2 separate regions of the Homo sapiens genome follow, and region 1 is linked to region 2. A link is a loop called in an ENCODE intact Hi-C map of the cell type or tissue named here. Cell type or tissue: Calu3. All regions are shown on one strand. Each heading gives the region's core, and the rest is flanking DNA. Links, peaks and the distances in the headings are about the cores only.

Evidence for each region. Hi-C counts contacts between places; a loop is a spot of excess contacts. Peaks named below come from ENCODE experiments on the same cell type or tissue, not always from the same donor. Only the 100,000 strongest peaks of a DNase experiment are listed, where the experiment ranks them.
Region 1: it touches region 2 in a loop (2.3-fold over the local background); 1 of 110 quality-filtered maps calls a loop at or near these places.

What each region holds. Positions count from the first base shown.
Region 1 is chr10:58,085,932-58,088,854 of GRCh38, forward strand. No RefSeq gene overlaps it. Among named protein-coding and RNA genes, the nearest start is that of IPMK, 180 kb to the right of the region's middle. In Calu3, for the core only: no CTCF peak of the experiment used is centred there; no DNase peak of the experiment used is centred there.
Region 2 is chr10:58,136,588-58,139,510 of GRCh38, forward strand. No RefSeq gene overlaps it. Among named protein-coding and RNA genes, the nearest start is that of IPMK, 130 kb to the right of the region's middle. In Calu3, for the core only: no CTCF peak of the experiment used is centred there; DNase peaks (open chromatin) are centred at 824, 1,494 and 1,824.

The sequences.
Region 1 (2,923 bases), core at 299-2,798, 51 kb before region 2:
CTGTGCTCTTCCTCCTGCTCCAGCCATGTAGGATGTGCCTCCTTCCTTTTGACCTTCCACCATGAGTGGAAGTTTCCTGAGACCTCCCCAGCCATGCTTCCTGTACAGCCTGCAGAACCATGAGCCAATTAAACCTCTTTTCTTTTTAAATTTCCCAGTCTCAGGTAGTTCTTCATAGCAATGTGAGAATGGACTAATGCAAACAATAACTCTGCTCTCTCCCTGCTGATTTCTTGAAACTGAAGCCCATGAATTACCAGAGTAAGTTTTGTCCTAAACAGTCCATTAAACTGTTGAGTGGCAGCCATGTGCTTTGCAGGCATACGTAAGACTCAATTATTGGTCTGGCAATAATTGAGATTTCCAGATTTGGCAAGACCTACCATACACAGTGTCACCAGCAGTTCTCAAACTTGATGATTTACTACCTTGCTGGCCTTGAATAAGCATGTTCTAGATAAGATCAACTCATCCTGGCTTCTCTGTTGAGGAACAAGGATTCTGCTTCCGTAATCACTTTAAGATGGATACTCAACTCTCCAATATCTTCAAATAATACTTCACTTACCAAAGAATAGAGCTAGGAAAGCAACTTGAATATCTCTGCTGAGTTAATTAATAATGAAACTATTGTCAACATATGGGAGCAGTATTAGTCAGTGTACTGGGTGGGGAGAGATCTGAACTCTCAGTTTGGTCCATGCTATTCCATTTCTCTTACCAGTTCATTTTTGAACTGCTGCATTTTGAAGAGTGGTGAATATGTGGTCATTTTCCCTTTCTCTCAGGAAAATCACTAAGGACTAATGTTATTCTGTTAGAAGGCTTCAACACACTCCGTGCTATAATAATTTGATGTGGAACCTCAGAAGTGCACAAGTGGAGATTTGGCTACACTTTCAGATAGAGAATTTCTATTACCCAAGGCAATCTTTAGAATTAAATGCCCTATAGTCACCAATTTATATACATAGATAGAATCTGCTCTCAGTCATAAAATGACAGTGGCAGCTTATCACCCATCTGATCAGTAAACCAGCCAGGCACCAGGCATGTATGAAGCTTCTGTGTATCAGACCAAAATATCTGGACATAAACTCCAAGGCAGCAGTACCTTAGATTTAGAACTGTGGTTTGATTTGAACTTTTTTTTTTTAATTGAGACAGAATTTTGCTCTTTCACCCAGGCTGGAGTGAAGTGGCACAATCTCAGCTCGCTGCAATCTCCACTCTCCAGGTCCAAGCAATTCTCCTGCCTCAGCCTCTTCAATAGCTGGGATTACAGGTGCATGCCACCACACCTGGCTAATTTTTGTATTTTTAGTAGAGACGAGACTTCATCATGTTGGCCAGGCTGGTCCCAAACTCTTGACCTCAGGTGATTCTGCCGCCTCAGCATCCCAAAGTGCTAGGATTACAGGGGTGAGCCACCGTGCCCAGCCTGAACTTTTAAATTCTTTTTATAAAAGAAAATTTATCTTTTTTACCCTCAGAAAACTTCAATAGATATCTGGCTAACTAAGAAATCTTACTAACAGATATAGAACAATGTGAGAGGAGCAGTGCAGGAACTGACAAAACAGAATTGTCGCAATCTTTGCTGACAAGTGAAATTTTAGAAAGGGTGCCCTCACCCTCACCTTTAAGTAGGTACAATTACAGTTGACCCTTGAACTTTTTTTCAATGTAAGTTACACCTAGTATGCCAGCCTCTCCTGCCTCCCCTTCCACATCCTCCATCTCTGCCTGTGCCACCCTGGAGACAGCAAGACCAACACTTCCTCTTTCCCCTCCTTCTCAGCCCATCAACATGAAGACAGCAGGGACGAAGACCTTTATGATGATCCATTTCCACTTAACAAATAGAAGATTTATTTTTTAGTCTCTATGATTTTTTAAATAACATTTCATTTCTCTATCTTACTTTAAGAATACAATATATAACACATATAATATACAAAATGTGTTAATCAACTATTATTGGTAAAGTTTCTGGCCAACAGTAGGCTATTCATAGTTAAGTTTTTGAGGAGTCAAAAGTTATACATAGATTTTCAACTGTACAGGGTTCAGCACCCCTAACCAACTCTCCCCCAACCCTCTCCCCACCCACATTCTTCAATGATCAACTATGATCTACAAGCCTCTGCAAGCCTCAGGAGTGGAGGAAGTGAGAGGTATTTGCAACTATTGCAAAAGAAACAATAATCTAAAAAAGAAAAGAACTGGCTCTCTCCTTACTCACCCTTTGGCTCACTGTATAAATTTTTGATACCTGAGCACAAATGGTATTTTGAATATTGAGAGGGTTTATTTTGTGGTAATAGGATTTTCTAATAATGCCATAAAAATATAAATTATTAAATTACTGTAAGTTTGAAATGAATAGGAACAACCTAAACTTATTGTTCTGTCTTCTGAATTGCTAGCATTCTCATCAGGCAAAAAGTTGACAAGGGCACTTGAATTTTATCCATACATATAAGTAGAGTTGTAAATATAGGATACAAAAATGAATCAGAGTCATGCAGGGGTAGAAAAAGGCCTGTGGTCATCAAACCTTTGAAACATCTACTTATTATTAAAAGTACCATAAACAACTAGAAACATTATCTGGAAATCAACTCCAAGATAATGGAAAGACCAAGAACAGAAGCAAACTATGGGTTAAAAAAAAGCTTTGGAAGAAAAGTTCAAAAATTTTTTTCAAGTGAAATGCTGGCAGAATAAATTCAGCACCAGTTATTGGTAATAGAAACTCTTAGCAAAGTATGTAGACAAGAAGAATTCCTTTATATGGCAAAGGTATCTAATAAACGCCTGCAGCAAACTGAATAATAACCTAGTAGCAGTGTTCACTTTGAAGTCAGTAAAAAGATAAGAAGCCTGCTATCATGCTTTATTAAGTACAAATGGAGTATTT
Region 2 (2,923 bases), core at 224-2,723:
ATAAAGGTTAATTCTTTCAAGAGAACTATAATACCTTTTTCCATGTTTCTGATTTCTCAGCTGAAATTTTTTCTGGGACCTGGAATTTGAAAAAAAAAAAATATATATATATATATATATATATATATATATACACACGTATATATATACACACGTATATATATACACACGTATATATATATACGTATATATATATATACGTATATACACACACACACACACATATATACACACATATATATATACACACACATATACACACCATCCCCAAGAGTTACAAGAAAGGATTTCTGCATGGAAAATACTAAGGCTGACCAATGTAGTAAATACAGACAATCAAGAGAATACAAATGTTCAAGGTTTACCAACTGTGGGCACTGTGTCCTAGTAAAGCATTTACTTCAGGTCCACATGTATGAGCCAAAATATAGGTGTATATCACCATGCCTAGGTCTGTGACTATAAGGCCATGAGCTTCACACCATGCTAAGAGAATCTTCAAGATAATCAAGATTCCAAAGAGATAACTCAAGGCCATGCGGGGAAACAAAGAAAAGGTAGAAAAAACTTTGATCCCAAGGATTGATACTTATATCTATTGTCTTCAATAGCATAAGATCACTGCTTTGAAATGTTAAAGTAAACTAAATATTCCTGAGAAGGACTCTGTACTTCCATATTTGAGTCCTTTTGGACAAACTAACCTAACTTAGTAGGCAGACAAGATTGGAAACCTATCTTAGGAGTATGCACCTGTAACAATAGCTGAGTCTTGGCCAATCCCAGCAGCCGTACTTCAACGACTCATACACTGCTGAGTGTTCAAACTGTGTTCAAATAAGGCAAATGCCAACCTGTAACCAATCCAGCTGTTTCTGTACCGCATTTCCAATTTCTGTGTGTCACTTTCCCTTTTTTTTGCCTATGAATTTGCTCTGACCATGAGGCATCCCTGGAGTCTCTCTGAATCTGCTGTGAATCTGGAGGCTGCCTGATTTGCAAATTGTTTTTATTTTTTCCCTTGCTCAATTAAACTGTGTTGAATTTAATTTGTCTGAAGTTTTCTTTTAACAGAGGGGGGGAAATATTTGAAAATATGAAACAATTTATATAGGAAACACTCAGCACAGTACCAGGAACATAGTAGACTCTTCAGGTTTGTTTAAATAAAATTCTTCCAAAAGCAATATCCTGGCCTTATCTTCTCACCCTGAAAATTCATTTAGAGGGTCATCGATTTTCATTAGATGTTAAACTTCCTAGGTTGGGTCTATCCCCCATCCTTATCCTGCATGTTACACAATACCACATTGAATTTCTCCCTTGTGAAATCCAGTTCCGTTGCTAATAAAATATTGTGAGTGGTCGGCTTGCTTTCATTCACTTCTGACCATTTTCCAGGACCCAATTAAGGCGGCCACAGAGTCTGAAGGGATAGGGAGAGGAAGGAGAGATTCTGCCAATTTACCTCTATTACCCCGATGCCTAATTGTGCCATTAAAATTTGGCAAATGTCCCAGAATCCAGTAGTCAATAATTCACAGCCAAGAAACATGAAACCCAAGGCAACCCCACAAAGGGACTTTCTTTCTACAGCTTTCCTTCTTAGAGAAAGAGTTTAATTCACACAGAGCCAGCTGCACGGACTAGAGTTTTATTATGGCTCAAATCAGTCCCCCAAAAACCCCAACGATTGGGGTTTTTAAGGATAATTTGGTGGGTAGGGGGTTGCAAAGTAGGGAGTGCTGATTGGTCGGGTCAGAGATGAAATCATAGGAAGTTGAAGCTGTCCTCTTATGCTGAGTAAATTCCTGGGTTGGGGCCACAAGACCAAATGAGCCAGTTTATCAGCCTGGGTGATGCCAGCTGATCCACTGAGTACAGGGTCCGCAAAATATCTCAAGAACTGATCTTAGGTTTTACAATAGTGATGTTAACCCCAGGAGCAATTAGGGGAGCTTCAGAATCTTGCAGCCTCCAGCTGCCTGACTCTTAAACCATAATTTCTAATCTTGTGGCTAATTTGTTAGTCCTACAAAGGCAGTCTAGTCCCCAGGCAGGAAAGAGTTTGTTTTTGGAGAGGGCTGTTATCACCTTTGTTTCAAAGTTAAGCTATAAACTAAGTTCCTCACAAAGTTAGTTTAGCCTATGCCCAGGAATTACCAAGGATAGCTTGGGGGTTAGAATAAGATGGAGTCAGTTAGGTCAAACCTCTTTCGCTATCATTATCCTCTGTCATAATTTTCAAAGGTGGTTTTTATCTTATTCATTTCCATTTTCTGTTTTCCTCCCGTGTCTTCTCCTTTTCTTCTCTTCTCTATCTGCTTCTCTACCTAGTTTTTTTCCCCAAAAAGTTGGCATACATGAAAAAGAATGAAGTCATGTCCTTTGCAGCAACATGGATGCAACTGGTGGCCATTATCCTAAGCAAATTAGCACAGGAACAGAAAACCAAATACTGCATGTTCTCACTTATAAGTGCAAGCTAAACATTGGGTAGATAAGGACATAAAGATGGGAAAAATAGACACTGGGAGCTACTTAGAGAAAGGAGAGAGGGAGGAAGGAAAGGTCTTAAAAATTACCTGTCCTGTCCGGTACAATGTTTACTACCTGGGTGATGGGATTATTCACACCCCAAACCTCAGTGTTTTATAGATATAGATATAGATATAGATATAGATATAGATATAGATATAGATATAGATATAGATATAGATATACACATATAGATATGATCAATGTTTGAGGTGGTGAATAGGCTAATTGCCCTGATCTGATTATTATACATTATATGTATCAAAACATCACTATGTACCCCATGAATATGTACAAGTATTATTTGTTGATTTTTAAAAAGTACATTTTTTAAAAAAGCAGAGACAATTAAAAAAGCATCAACATTGAAGTCAGATGAAAGAAA